Linked DNA regions of Homo sapiens: region 1 is linked to region 2. Evidence: read pairs that join two places in POLR2A ChIA-PET (ENCODE). Cell type or tissue: endothelial cell of umbilical vein. All regions are shown on one strand. Links, peaks and the distances in the headings refer to the core of each region. The heading gives the core; the rest is flanking DNA. Region 1 overlaps PPP6R3 (protein phosphatase 6 regulatory subunit 3). Region 2 overlaps LRP5 (LDL receptor related protein 5).

What was found. Peaks named below come from ENCODE experiments on the same cell type or tissue, not always from the same donor. Only the 100,000 strongest peaks of a DNase experiment are listed, where the experiment ranks them.
Region 1: POLR2A ChIA-PET joins it to region 2 with 5 read pairs; 2 of 35 experiments call an interaction of 5 or more read pairs at or near these places.

What each region holds. Positions count from the first base shown.
Region 1 is chr11:68,499,046-68,506,764 of GRCh38, forward strand. All of the region lies in intron 1 of PPP6R3 (protein phosphatase 6 regulatory subunit 3), which reads left to right. Among named protein-coding and RNA genes, the nearest start is that of PPP6R3, 42 kb to the left of the region's middle. In endothelial cell of umbilical vein, for the core only: no CTCF peak of the experiment used is centred there; a DNase peak (open chromatin) is centred at 4,386; H3K27ac peaks cover 1,670 bases.
Region 2 is chr11:68,364,383-68,372,101 of GRCh38, forward strand. LRP5 (LDL receptor related protein 5) reads left to right here. Exons shown (of 23, transcript NM_002335.4): 5 at 1,189-1,320. Among named protein-coding and RNA genes, the nearest start is that of LRP5, 56 kb to the left of the region's middle. RefSeq lists an enhancer at 6,853-6,902. In endothelial cell of umbilical vein, for the core only: no CTCF peak of the experiment used is centred there; no DNase peak of the experiment used is centred there.

The sequences.
Region 1 (7,719 bases), core at 3,095-5,594, 130 kb after region 2:
GTCATACGTTTATTGGTCATTTGGATATCCTTTTTTATGAAACATATGTTTAAGCCTTTTTTTTTCTATTATCTTTTTTCTGTTTTTATTACCTTTCTATTTTTTGCTGCATAATAAATTATCCCCAAACGTAGTGGATTAAAACAGCAATAAACATTATCTTGCAGTTTCTGGGAGTCAGAAACTTGGGAGTGGCATGGTTGTCTGCTTCTGGCTTGGGTGTGATTAGCCCTCTGAAGCCTTCATGGATCCGCTGGAGGATCTGTTCTAAGGTGGCTCATTTACATGCCTGGCAAGTAGGTTCTGGTTCTGGCTGTTGGTGGGAGACCTCAGGTCGTTTTCACATCGGCTTTTGCCAGGGATGTCTGAGTTTCCTGTTCTCAGGACATGGTGATAACTTCCCACTGAGAGAGTGATTCAAGAGAAAGAGCCCCTAAGTGGAAGCTATCATTTTTGTGACCTAGTCTTGGAAGTCACGTAGCATCTAGCTTTGCCATGTTCTGTTTGTTAGAAGAGAGGCACATTGTGGACTTCTAAAAAAGTGACAGGGTCTTATTCTGTCACCCAGGCTGGAGTGCAGTGGTGCGATCATAGCTCACTGCAGCCTTGACCTTCCTGGCTCAAGGGATCCCCCCACTTCAGCCTCCTGAGTAGCTAGCTGGGCCCACAGTTGCGCGCACCACCACACCCGGCTCAGTTTTGTATATTTTGTAGTTGGAGTTTTGCCATGTTTCCCAGGCTGGTCTCAAACTCCTGGGTTTGAGCATTCCTCCCACCTCGGCCCTCCAAAGTGCTAGGGATTATAGGCAAGAGCCACTGTGCCCAGCTGAGATGTATTTTAAAACAACAGTTAGTAGGATTTTTGTATTTTGGACAGGCATCTCTTGTCAGATGTATATATCGTGAATATCTTTACCTATTCTGTGGGTCCTCATTCTGTCTTTTGAGGTGAAGGAGTTCTATTAAATCTTTTTTTCTTTATTGTCAATTTTGTCCATTATATTTTGAAGATATTCAAATAATTATTGCTTCTTCTATAAATATGTTAGTATATGTTCTCAGAGAATAAGGACTCTTAACCGTAACAACCACAAAGCCTCACATCTTAAAAATAAAATGAACACACATTTGCTTGATATTATTCAATACTTAGACTTGAAAGTTCTAGTTTCATGTGATAACTTTTTTGTGTGATTTTCTAATTTTGGCAGTGGCAAATCAGGATCCAAATAAGACCTACCTTTTTTTTTTTGTATATGGGTTCCTCATTTTTTGCTCTTCTCCCACCATGCCTTCCATTTGTGGGAGGACTGGGCTCTTTTGTTTTGTGGTATTCCCCACAGTGTTGTGTAGCCTCTGTTTTATGTGCACTGGTAGTTGGATCTTGAGGAAGTTTCTCTTGGAGAATACACTTTGTTGGACTTTCACTTTAAAACTTTTTTATTTTTTTGAGACGAAGTCTCAGTCTGTTGCCCAAGCCGGAGTGCAGTGGTGTGATCTTAGCTCACTGCAACCTCCACCACCTGGGTTCAAGCAATTCTCCTACCTCACCCTCCCAAGTAGCTGGGACTGCAGGTACGTGCCACCACGCCCGGCTAATTTTTGTATTTTTAGTAGAGACAGGGTTTCACCATCTTGGCCAGGCTGGTCTTGAACTCCTGACCTCGTGATCTGCCTGCCTTGGCCACCCAAAGTGCTGGGATTACAGGCGTGAGCCACTGTGCTCAGCCTAAAACTTTTATCTGAAAATGGTGCTGTTTCTTTGGTTGTGATCTGTCTCTGGAGGTTGAATGTGGAGCTAAACTGAAATTTTTAAGGGCTTCTAACCTAAATCACATTGAAATTCATTTAGACCAGAGCTGTTCAATACTTGAAGGGTGAGGGTTCATTTTGGAAGGCACTTCCGCCGCCTTCCTTTTCTGTGTGTACGGGAGGCCAGTGGCAGTCTGGTCATCTTGAGTGCATCACGCCCTCACTGGCAGTTCAGAATGTTGCAGGGCATCGTTAGCATGGATTTTGCTGTTGTTAGTTTTTTCATGTTTATTGTCTACTTGTTTTCTCCTCGTGCTGTCTGCTGGCTTTCCTTCTCTTGTTGCCAGTTTTGGAGTTGTGATGAACAATATGTTAAGGGTTGATAACTCAAAATTCTTAAGTTCTTTGTGGGTTAACATTGAATTTGTAGTGTTCTCCAGTCTCTTTCTTTTCTAACAGAAACTTTCATGATGAAAAGTTAGAAGAATAAATTACAATGTGATTAACCCTGCACATTGAAGAAGTAGACAAATTATTAGTATTATTTTGAGACAGGGTCTCACTCTGTCATGTAAGCTGGAGGGCAGTGGCGGGATCTCGGCCAGTGCAACCTCTGCTTCCCAGGTTCAAATGATTCTCGTGCCTCAGCCCCCTGAGTAGCTGAGATTACAAGCACGCACCACCACACCTGGCTGATTTTTGTAATTTTAGTAGAGATGGGGTTTCACCATGTTGGCCAGGCTGGTCTTGAACTCCTGGCCTCAAGTGATCTGCCCGCCTTGGCCTCACAAAGTGCTGGGATTACAGGCGTGAGCCACTGTGCCCAGCCTTCAAATTATTTCTTAAAATGCGTGTGTATCCAGAGTTTAAACTGAAAGAGTTGTTTTCTTAATTCCAACTGTATTTTTAAAGTATCATTCAACTTCAAGTAATAATTAAATTTTTCATGTTTTGTTTATAAGTGAATGTATGTAAATGATACCAATTTTTGGCCACTAATTCATTCAGCAGATACCTTGGGTGCCTACCCGGTGCCAGTCCTAGCGCTTCCTGTGCTTTGGTCATACAGTAAGTCCTCACTTAACACCATTAACAGGTTCTTGGAAGCTGCAAACTTAAGCAAAATGACATAGAACTGAACCAGTTTTGTCTGCCTCATCAGTGTTATAATGGAATGGTGTTATTCAAGAACCTGCTGTATGTTGTTTTGCTTAAAGTCGCAGTTTGAAAAAACGTGTTGACACTATTAAGTGAGGATTTACTGTGTACATGGTTAAAGATGATGGACATGGTGCTGGTACCCTCATGAAATGCTCAGGACAGTGTTTCTACGAAAGACAATGCAGGCTATGTATGTAATCTTAAATTTTCTAATAGCCACATGAAGAAAGTAAAAAACGCATAAAATTAATTTTAATATGTTTTATACAACCCATTATGTCCAAAATATTATTTCAACATATAATCAGTAGGAAAATTGAGATGTTTTCACATTTTTATACTAAATCTTTGAAATCCATTGCATATTTTATACTCTTAGTACCTCTTAGATGAAACTAGTCATATTTCAAGTGCTCAAAAGCCGTATGTGGCCACCATAGTACAGAGCATATATCAGAATTATTATCATTATTGTTCATGCTCACATGGGAGTTGCAGGGGGCGCTAACCAAGAACCCAAGTAAACAGTGGGTTGGAGGGGCCAGAGGAGACTGGGAGATGAATTAGGAAGCTGTGTCCAAAGGGTATCTTAAAAGATCTTTATGGATGAATGCACACTCCAGTTTACCTTATTCCAGGTTGTGGCAAAAGATGCAGAGAAGGGAAAGTGTAAGGCGGAACTGACAATGTTTTGGTGAATTGGATTGGAAGGGAAAAGAGGAGCCAGGGCTGTTTTCCAGGCTGCCTTTCACAACTAGGGTGTGCCTTTTACTGAGATGGGGAGGGCATGGTGAAGAGGAGGTTTGGTTGGATGGGCAGCTTGTGATGGAGAGCAAAAGCTCCATTTTGGAGATTAAATACCATGTGCTTGTGAGATAACCAAAGGGAAATGTCTACTAGTCATTGGGTTACCTGTGTTTGAAATGCCATGATGGTTGTTTTGGTTTTATAAATTTGGACCTTAGTTGTGTTTATGGAGAGGAATTTTTGTTTGTTTGTTTTTGAGACGGAGTCTCACTCTGTTGCCCAGGCTGGAGTGCAGTGGTGTGATACTGGCTCACTACAACCTCCGCCTCCCAGGTTGAAGTGATTCTCCTGCCTCAGCCTCCCGAGTACCTGGGACTACAGGCGCACACCACCACGCCTGGCTAATTTTTGTATTTTTTAGTAGAGACAGGTTTCACCATATTGGACAGGCTGGTCTCAAACTCCTGACCTCGTGATCCGCCTGCCTCAGCCTCCCAAAGTGCTGGGATTACAGGCGTGAGCCACCGTGCCCGGCCTGGAGAAGAATATTTTAAAAACCCACGGAAACGGCTTCGTTTATTCAACAGAACTTGTCTTGAATCTCCCAGCGCTTTGTTTTAGTTGCTGGGGAAACAGCACAAATAAAACAAATGTGAATTTACTTCGAGCAAATGTGCTGCACTCAGGGAAGTGTGCTAGGTCCACAGCCTGACCTCTGTGGGAGCCTCTGTGTTATCAGTGGGACAGAAGAAGGAAGGAAGGAAGGAGAGGAGCAGCCCTCCAACTAGGGAGACTGAGAAATGGCCAGTGAGAAAACAACGAGTGTGTGACATCAGAGAAGCCAGGCGAGGAGAATGTTCTAATGAGGAGCGTCTTCTGGGGGACTGCCTTGCATGCTGCTGAGAGTGAGGTGTACGTGAGGACAGAAGAGTTTCATTTGGATTTAGCCTTGTCTGGAGGTTGTCAGTGACCTGAAAGAGCAGTTTGAGCTGAGTGGTAGAGAGATCGCAGATTGGAATGAGGTGAAGAGGGAATGCTATCAGACAAATAACTTTTTCTTTTTTTAAAATAACCCCTACAAATCATTGAGAAGACCAACCCAGTAGAAAAGTAGACAAAGGATATAAACAGACAGTTGGCAGAAAAGTGAAGTATAAATGGTTCTTCAATATATGAACAGTGCCCATCCTCACTGAAGAGAAAAGCAAATGCATTGTTGACCAGGTGTGTGGAAACAGGCTTTCACACATCACTGGGGGAATATGGGTAGGGCTGACCTCCGTGGAGAGCCACTTGGCCATGTACCTCATTGGAGAGCCACTTGGCCACGTGCCTAATTAGAAGCGCACATTCTTTGATCCAGCAGATCCACTTCTGGAAATACTGGCATATTTTGTAATAGCAAAAAGTGAAAACTAAATGGTCATCAGTGGTGGCCTGGTTAAATCAGCAGTAAAACAAAGGAATGTCTATATCAGGTAAAGCATTATATTCTTGAAGAAAGTAGAAATTGTTTTTTTTTTCTTACTATGCTCTAAGTCAGGTTCTTTGAGAGTTACTTTTTTTCATTAAAATTTTTCAAGATTGAGAAATATACAGGTGGGTCTGGTATAGGCCACACAATGTATATAGAAAGGTGCCTTTGAAAAGAGCTGTGTAGAGCTTGTCCTTCTGCCCTGACCCTCTACTTTTTCACGTTTCACTTAAGTCAGTAGGCTATATTCCTTTCTCCAGATACCTGTTAGGATTCTTTCGAGTGGATTCTTTCCTATTTCATATATGTACTGAGTTATACGCCATAGGAAAGGATATCTTACAATATCTTTATGGATGAATGCACACTTCAGTTTACCTTATTGCAGCTAAAAGTAAGTGTACCCCCTGTCAAGAGAGCATCCCGTTTTACTTGGTTTGGCTCATTGACAAAGTAAGCAAGCTCCTGGTACAATTTGAGAGCCCTGAAAGCAGCAATGGGGATTCTACTATAGCTGTCTAGTGTAGGAAGATTTTCTTGGTCAAGTTTTTGTTGGGGGAAAGAACAGTCCAAACCTTTGTGAGCTGTGTGTTCTCATCCCAGCTACACGCACCTGACTGTATAGAACTTTTTGCAGTTTGGCCTTCTTTGGAGATAGCAGTGTGTTTTTACGTGTGGACTAAAGCAAAAATGAAAAACTAGGCACGTGCCAGTAGACCAAATCAGCCTCCTAGCAGAGCACATTGACATTGTACAACTTTACAGCCTCTGTCATTGGGGTCTGGTTTCAATTTACTTCATTTCTTAAGAGTTTAAACTGGTTTTTATAATTTTTCCTTATTTCTTTGAGTATCTTGGTTTCACTTATTTGTTCTTTTCTATGTCTTCTTAGATCTAAAGGAATGAAGAATTTTAGGATTTGAAGTGTCTTAAGTAATCATTTAGTCTAAACCTCTCATTTACAGATAAGAAAACAAGCTCAGAGAGATGTGGTGACTTGCTCAAATAGTGACAGAACTTCCTCGGCCATATGGAGGGGTCATATAATACCCTTGTGTCTTCAGTTTGAGGTACCTCCCATAATTTTAAGGGGTATGTGGCTTTAATTACATTACTACTGTTTGAATGAAGAATATTAATTTATATGCTGCACTAGTTCATTTAGAATCGTGGACACAATCGAGTTGAACTCTTACATTTTTTGGTTGAGAAAGTTAAGACCTAGAAGATGAGAATTTATTCATCTAAGATTACAGGCCATAAACATTTATTCTGTGCCTAGATTTTTAAAAATTGAATTATTGTTTTTTATTTATTTAGAGAGATAGGGTCTTGGTATGTGTGTGCTTAGTTTTAACGTGAGTCAGAGCAGTGCTGTCTAGTAGAACTTTGTATTAGGTTGGTACAAAAGTAATTCCAGTTTTTGCAATAAAAAGTAATGGCAAAAACCTGATTACTTTTCACCAACCTAATATAAGTAGTTAAAATTAATTTAAAATTCAGCTCCCAGGGGAGTGGGGTGGAACAACAACAAAAAACCAGCTCCTTTGCCTTCCTAGCCATGTTTCAGATGCTCAGTAACTGTGTGTGGCTGTGGAACTGGACAGCTCAGCCGTAGAGTGTTTCCCTTTCTTGTTAATCTTTTTTTAGAAATGCTAACGGTGGAGACTAAGGCATACAAGTATGACTAGAATTGCCAGCTACACATTAGAAGGTTTAGGTTCAAAACTGGGAGTAAAGACTTAACTCTTGGAGCTTGGGATAGTGCTACAACTAGTCCTGGCCTGAGCCTTTTCTTCATTCATGTTTTATCCTTTTTTTCTTTATTTTTGGACACTGATAAGAACCTGTATGAGATTGTTTCCTTTTTTCCCCCCGCGTTGTAGGTATCTTGTTTTGCCAGTTTATTAGGTTGGTGCAAAAGTAATTGTGGTTTTTGCCATTACTTTTAATTGCAAAAACCACAATTACTTTTGCACCAACCTAATAAAAATCCCACCCTTAGGCTTGAGTTCTCCTGTGCTCAAGCAATTTTCTTACCTTGGCTTCCTGAATAGCTGGGACTATAGGCATGCACCACCACGCCTGGCTAATTTTTATATTTTTAGTAGAGACGGGGTCTTGCTATTTTGCACAGGCTGATCTCTAAGTCCTGGCCTCAAGTGATCTTCCTGTTTCAGTCCCCAAGGTGTTGGGATTATGGGCATGAACTGCTGCACCCAGCCCTTTATACTCAAAAAAAAAAAAAAAAAAAAAAAAAAAAAAAAAATTCCTAACTGTAAATTGATAAATTATAGCTGTTATTTATAGGGTACAAAGTGATGTTATGATTCATGTATACAATGCAGAATAATTAAATCAAGTTAATTAACATTCATCACCACAAACACTTTTTTGTGGGAAGAAAATTGGAAATTCTCTTTGTGATTTTGAAATGCACAGTGGGATGAGTATTTACTACATTCACCATGCTATGCACTATATCTCAAAGAAAAAAAACCCTTTTTCCTCCTAATTAAGGCTTTGTCTCCCCTGACCATCATCTTCCCCATTCCTCTCACCTTTCAGCAATCTTTGTACACTTA
Region 2 (7,719 bases), core at 3,255-5,754:
TGTGTGTATGTATTTTTAATAGAGATGAGAGATTTTGCCACGTTGCCCAGGCTTGTCTCAAACTCCTGGGCTCCAGTGATCCTCACACCTTGACTTCCCAAAGTGCTGGGGTCACAGGTATGAGCCACCATGCTTGGCCCTGCAAGTCGCGTATTTATCAATGAATAATCTGCCCAGAATCAGCAGTTCTCAGCCTGGGGGCCACGCTGGGTTGTGACAGAGGTCCCTGATGGGGAAATGCACCAGCTTCTGTGACAGTGGGGCTGCGGCTCTGGGGACAGTGGCCCACTCCCACAGGGACCAGGGATGGAGATTTCTGGCCAGGCCATTATGGAAGGTTTGGACTTTGAATTGAAATGTGGGGCCTAGGGGTGCCAGCTGTTCCCAGAGCAGGACACAGGAGGGTGGGGCTCTCTGGAGCTGTTTCCTGGTGAGAAAGTCGTGGTCACAAAACCCATCTACACTTGGGGCAGCATGAGGGAGGGAGAGGTTCATTTTGATGAGTTTGTTGTTCCAGTTATATCCGTATTTTGGGGCTGCTACACCCAGCTTTCCCCTGGTTTGAATGAGGTGCTGGAAGCATTTATCGAGTTCCGTTCAATTGCTGTTGGTCATAGAAGGGCTTGGGAGAGTGACAAGCTTGGCCATCCCAGCAAGAGGGACAGTGTTCCTATGGAAGCTGCTGGGTCCACACATAGCACAAAGACAAGACAAGCCTTTTGCCCAGGAGCCCATTGTCTCTGGGGTTCCCGTCACTACCACACAGGCAGGTCCTGACCCCGGCCATTGGAGCGTGGGGGGCAGCCTTTGCAGAGGGGTGTCCTTTGGGGGCTCCGAGGAGCTGGGGAGGGTGTTCTAGTCATAGGAGCTTGGTGGGAGGAAGCAGATGGGGAGATGTCACTCCATGGGCAGGTCACATCTGGGTGTGAGGGTGGCCAGGAAGGTCACGGCTGGTTTTGGGGAAATTGCAGGCCGTCTGGCCAGGCTGAGGGCCCCATGTGGACGGGCCAGCGATGAGGCAGGTGGAATGGTGCCAGCGGGGAGGTCCCTGATGCCACTTGAGGCCGATGTTTGGGCAGAGGGACACACTGGAGGCTGTCACGGGGGACGAGGCAGGATGTGACTCATTCAGAAACAAGTGACGGTCCTCTTCTGGAACCTTCTCTCACTCTGTCCTGGTTTTCTCAGTCCACACTCGCTGTGAGGAGGACAATGGCGGCTGCTCCCACCTGTGCCTGCTGTCCCCAAGCGAGCCTTTCTACACATGCGCCTGCCCCACGGGTGTGCAGCTGCAGGACAACGGCAGGACGTGTAAGGCAGGTGAGGCGGTGGGACGGGACGGGGCGGGCGGGCGGGGCGGGGCCTGGCGGGAATGGGTTGCGGCCGCCGGGGGTGCCCCAGAAGGAACCTCGGCAAACCCGTTCGAAATGATCCACTTGGCGGGTGTGGTGATTCAAGTCTGTGGTCCCAGCTACTCGGGAAGCTGAGTTGGGAGGATTGCTTGAGCCCAGGAGGTCAATCCTGTTTTGTTTTGTTTTATTTTTGCCCCAGATATTTTCCACTTTTTTACTCTCCGCCTTGGTCCTCAGGCACTTGGTGCTTCCTGGGACTGTGTTGCAGTGAGGCATGGCTCTTCTCCTCTGGGGCACCGGCTGAGGATCTTTCTTTCCAGGTGTCGGTTCGGGGCGGGCCCTTCGGGAAATCACACACGTTCAGGATGCAGCTCGCCTTCGGGGATGCTCCCGGGCCTGGGATAGCCAGTCTGGCCTCTGGGGCTGACCCTGGGGCCTGGCAAGCGAGGGGGTAACGAGAGGTGTCAGGAAAGCGCCATCCCTGGGACCAGTCCTCCCCGTTTCTGTAGCGTGATGGGGCCCAGCTTGCAGAAGGTGGTGGGGGACAGGGCCTGCTTCCTGTGCCGGTGTCCCACTCGGGAGGGCAGGGGGCTTCCAAGTGGGCTGGCTTCCACACTCAGGAACAGTCCTAAGGGCAGAGTCTCGGTGTGGGGCCCCCTAGAAGGACTCTCCTGGCATCCGGTGGATGGAGAAGTGTCCTTGCTCTCACTGCTGTCTGAGCACATGGGGGTCCTGACTTTAGGAACAGTTTCCTGGTCCCCCTGTTCTTGCTGGCTAGGGTCTGTGTTTGTGTGCAGCGGCTGGGGTGTGTGTGTGGTCGTGGCGCCCGTGGCGTGTGGGTCTTTTCTCTGCTCCCTGGCAGGGGTCCTGCGTTTGGTGAGGATTTTCCAGGTTTGTATTTGTCTTTCTCTTTCTGAGAGCAGGGCATCTTTAATGAAGACATGGCTGTTACATCAAAGGGTCTGTCCGCTGTGCCGGCTGCTGCAGGGGATGGTTGGAGAGCCTCCCCGACCAAGCATCTTGTTTCCCAAGTCGGGAGAAGGAGAATTTGAGAAATGGGGACTTGGGCGGCCTAGTCCTCACGGCTCTGGACAGCACCCCATTCATTCATCTGCTTGCTCATTCATTCGTTCATCCATCCATTTGCTCATTCAGCAGGCATTTGTCGAACACTTGCCGGGTGCTGGCATTGCTCCGAGGCACTGGGGACCCCGCGGTGCAGACAGAATCCCGGGCCTCTGGCGCTCGCACTCTGGGCTCTGGGGCTGGGTGGGTGGGGGAGACGGCACAAGTGAGTCCACGAGGGAGTCAGTGCATTAGAAAGGGTGAGTGTCTTGGACACCCGCTCCTCCATCACCTCTGGGGCCCTTCGCTGTTGACCGTTCACCTCGGCCTCAAAGGCAATGTTGAGAGAGAAACTGGACCCAGGGAAGGAGTCCAGATGAGCTGCCTCCTGAGTGACCTGGCGACACCAGGGGTTTGGACCAAGCAGGTTAAGGGAGGATTATAGACCCTTGAAGGGGAGGAGTGGTTTGACCAGGTTGGATGAGCCCTTTGTTTACAGAGGAGGCCAGGGCAAGTCACCAGCCTGGGGTTGCCCACAGCAGGTGGCATAGTAGGTTCTAGCAGGTGGGGTCTGGCTCCCAGAGCCATGAGTTTGCTGCTGCCCCATACCTGGGCCCTGGTGGAGCAAGGCCCTGGTCTCCCTCGCAGACTGCCCCAGGACGCTGCCTGCTCCCTGGAGGAGGGGGTGCCTCGGCTGCACAAGCCTCAGCGGAGAAGGATGCTTGGCTTGCTGGCTGCCCGGGAACCTTGGCCTTCTCAGAGTTTGTTTTCTTTCCTGCCTGTCTGTTGGTGAGAAGAGGCTGAACTCAGTGCTGGAGCTGGACCCTGCGCTCTGCAGTGTTGGTTGAAGTCCTGGCGGAAAGGGAAAGAGTGAGGACATACGGGCTCATGACGGCAGGGAGTGGCCACCACAGTCAGGGCCGGGGGACGGAGGGGAGAGAGAATCACCGGAATATGGCAAAGGTGTAAAACAGGCAGCTCGGGCCGGGCGCAGTGGCTCACGCCTGTAATCCCAACAATTTGGGAGTCCAAGGCAGGTGGATCATTTGAGGTCAGGAGTTCAAGACCAGCCTGGCCAACATGGTGAAACTCCATCTCTACTAAAAATATAAAAATTAGCTGGGCAGTAGTGGCACGGGCCTGTAATCCCAGCTACTTGGGAGACTGAGGCAGGAGAATTGCTTGAGCCTAGGAGGCGGAGGTTGCACTGAGCCAAGATCATGCCGCTATACTCCAGCCTGGGCAACAGAGTGAGACCCTGTCTCAAAAAAAAAAAAAAAAAAATGCAGCTCGTCCTGGCTAGTCTGAAAAAGGTGGAGCATATATGTTGCCCAATATCCACAAATATTCCAGAAAATATCTGAGAAGAAAGCAGTTAATGAGACGGGCCTGTTCCCCTGCCCCGAGGCACACGTGTGGTGGGGGCCATGTCAGGAAGCAAGCCGGCACACAGATGGACATAGGACAGACCTGGATCGGGTACGGAACACAGCAGGGGCTGAGCCGGAGACTCCTGTACTGGGGGTGTGGCCGCCTGAGCCGGCAGGTCAGAGGTCTCTCTCAGGAGGCCTGAGATCTGAAGGACTAAAAGAGGGAAAGGCGAGAAGGAACAGCACGTGCAGCGGCTTTGAGGCAGGAGCATGCTGGTGTTGGGACCGACTTCACGGGCTGTGTGACCTGTGTAGTCATATGAGGTGAGCTCTGTTGTTGACCTGAAATTCCTACCTTTTGAGTAAGGGGCTGTCTGCACTTCCATTTTGCAGCGGTCCCCGCAAATTCTGTAACGGGCCCGGCTCGTGTGTTTGAGAAGCTGAAGGGAGGTCTGGAGGTGGTCTCTTACTCTCTTGGTGTGTCTGTCTCCACATTTTATCTTCTGTTTTTTTGTTCCCCAGCCCTCCCTGCGTTTTTCCTGTATGTGACTGTGTGTCTGTGTGGGTGATCGAACCGTAAGGCTTCCTGCTATTTATTTCACTTTATGCACTGCAGAAGCATTTGCGATTGCAGGAGGTAAATATGTATCAAAGACATGAGTTTTAGTGAAGGATATCTTTTTTTTTTTTTTTTTTTGAGACAGAGTCTTGCTCTGTTGTCCAGGTTGGAGTACAGTGGCTCACAGCAGCTTCCACCTCCCAGGTTCAAGCAATTCTCCTGCCTCAGCCTCCCAAGCAGCTGGGATTACAGGCGCCCGCTACTATGTCTGGCTAATTTTTGTATGTTTAGTAGAGATGGGGTTTCACCATGTTGGCTAGGCTGGTCTTGAACTCCTAACCTCAGGTGATCCACCTACCTCAGCCTCCTAAAGTTCTAGGATCACAGGCATGAGCCACTGTGCCTGGCCTATGCCTGAACAATATCTTATCAAGACATGTCTTTTAGTCATCCTCCCGCTATGGGGCGTTTCTGTTCTCTTTGTGTTTTTGCCATTTCTGAGTCTTGCTGCTGTGGGTTGGGAGTGGGCAGGTGAGAGCTGGCTTGGGGCCTGGCCACTGGAGTTAGAGGGAGCAGGGCCTGGTGTCTGTTGCCACCATCGATTGGTGATGTCTGCCTAAACACTGTGTTGCATCTGCTGGGGATGTCTGCCTTGGGAGAGCAATGGGCATGTAGGAAGCAGGTGTCACCATCTCTGTTCTTGGGGTGTCAAAGCAAGGCTGGGTGTGGACATTTGTCGAAGGAGTGGGGAATGGACACAGCCCCCAACAAGCAGATCGTGCAGTCGTGCCTGTCAGGTGCCTTGCCCTAACAGTGGAAGGATCATTTGAGGTCAGGGGTTCAAGACCAGCCTGGCCAACATGGTGAAACCCTGTCTCTACTAAAAATACAAAAATTAGCCGGGCGGTAGTCGTGCGCCTGTAATCCCAGCTATTTGGGAGACTGAGGCAAGAGAACATGTTGCCCTGGGAGCTTTTGTTAAGGGTCCCTGTGTGGCTCCCTCACGTATCAGAGTTCCAGGAACGGGTGTGGGCCCTGATAAAATCCCAGACTCATGGCTCAGTGAAGTCGCACAGCTGGACAAGCTTGGAGACCCCCAAATAACTTGCCCAGGCTACCCTGGCTTGCAAAGGGCCACTGCTCATCCAGGGGTGACGGAGCCGTGCTGGGTGCCTGGCATCCAGTGGGTGCCCAGTGTCCAGCTGCCATGTCCACTGTCCATGCCCTTATCACCTTCATGTTGTCACCATGACCGGCGCCTTAGGTGCTGTGGCTGGTGCCAGGCCCGTGAGAGCTGGGGCAGGTTCACTCAGGGTCCAGGTTTGCCTGCATCGTCCCAGAATCCTCCCATACCTGGGGGAGTGGGCTGTCAGTGGGAGCCAGTAAAGGGGCGTTGATTTCTTTCCCAACCAGAAGAGGCAGGGGCTATAGACTTAGGTGGAGCCCCTGGCTCTTTGCTGGCTCCCAGGGTTCTAACAGCTGGGCCTTCTGAGCCCTGGGGACTGGCTGCTCGTGGCTGAGCCCTTCAAGGGCATTGCGCTCCTTCTGCAAATGTAATTCCCAGTCTCCATGTCCAGGCCCAGAGCAGCCCTGGGGAGTCCTCAGGGCTCATTTTCCTGCAAGCGGGGGAGAGGGGGGGACAGGCCCTGTGGTGATTAGAGGAGGCTGCCTGCGCTCACAGGGGGTGGTTAGGCTACCCAGAGGAGGAGGCCCCTGCAGGCTGGCAGGGGGCCTGGTGGCTCTGGCCCCAGCCCTGGGCTCTGTGGCATGGAGCTGACACCACAGACACCTGTGGGGTTGGACCGCTGGACTAGCAGCGAGCCCTGCCCTTCCAGTTGGATAGCTTTTCCATTCCAGAGCCGTCAGGGCCGCAGGGCTGAGCACGCAGCTCCACGCTCCCTAGAGACTCAGCCGTCAGGGGTCACCTTTCTCTAGTCTTGTGGGAACTGTTTTTGCCCTCAGCCGTGAGAGGCACTTTTACACATAACTCAGTTGGAGCATGACTGGCACGCAGGAGAAAAACATTTTGTGTCATTTATAGGCCCTGCTTGGGCGAGACTCTGGGCCGGGAACGTCCACATGCAGCCAGTGTGGGGACTGTTTTACTCTGAGCCTGAATCTTTCTGCTTTGGTTCCAGATGCCGTGTGTAGGGTGTTCTGTCAAAGGGAGGAAAAAGCTCCTCAATGAGACAGAAAGATGCAACTGGGAGTCTGGTTTTGCATGAGGACGTGAGCGTTTCAGTTCACTTTTTTTTGTAAGCATGGTTCCCCAGTCTGACCTCAGAGCTGCCTGGAGATGGGCCCCACCCGCTTCCCGTTAATTAACAGGCTGGTGCTCGGTGTGGATGCTGGCTCCTCCGTCTCCCTGCCCTGGGCCCTTTTGAAGCTGAAGTGTTCCAGGGGCAGCTGGTGTGGAAATAGAGTTTTCTAGAGGTTTTAGAGTTGAGAAGAAACCTAAACTCTTCTTAGAAGCATTTCAAGGGTTTGTCACCAGGATGGCTCTCTGCAAATTTGAGGTGGTTCTAGAAGATCTTCCCATATTTCTTAATCCAGAGGGAGATGGGGATGGGCGAGAAACGGCTTTGTCCTTAAGGAAGTCATGTTCTGGTTGGAGGACAGGCACGGCCTAGCATTGAAGCTGGTGAGTCAGAGCCGGACCTGTGAGCGGGGCCAGAATGGGGCGCGGGCTTCAGACTTCACAAAGCAGACCACGCGGCAGCCTGGGGCTTTAGTATCCAAATGTCCTGCCCTCCAGGTTTCATTCCTTGCCGTAAAATATCACGTTAAAGGAAAATGTTTTGTTAAAAGACCACAGTCCTGTCACCTGAGCACAGTCGCTGTTCTCGGTTCCTCTGTGGCTTTCCAGGCTGCAGGTGCCCATTGGTATTGCGGCCGTGCGCCCGGCGGGCATGAATTAGCTGTGCCGCCTGGCTGCTGACGGGACGCCTCGCCTCGACTGAAAACTACCTGGAGCTGCTCACCCAGGGGCAACGTGAAGAAAACGTGAAATTCTGTCGCTTGTTGCAGCTGACAGCACGGCTGTGAGGTCCCAGTGGGCAGAGGCCTCGTGCAGGGCACCTCACCAGCCGGGATGTCAGAGCTGGCCAGAAGGAGCGGTGCCCATGGAGGGCTGCCAGTGCCCAGAGAGCCTTCCGAGGTGTCACGTTGGGCAGTGAAATTCAGAGTCGGGCAGAGGAGGCCCTGGGGTCACACAGGGATCTCCTCCAGGCTATGGGTTGGTGAGGTCCAGTGTCCGGGGGTGAAGGATAGAGGCTCTGTGGTGAGGGCTCTGGAGCTGGCCCTGGGCTAGCGGAAACGCAGGTAACGAAGGAGGCTGTGCTGGTGGGACTTGTGCCTGTTCCCGAGGGAGGCA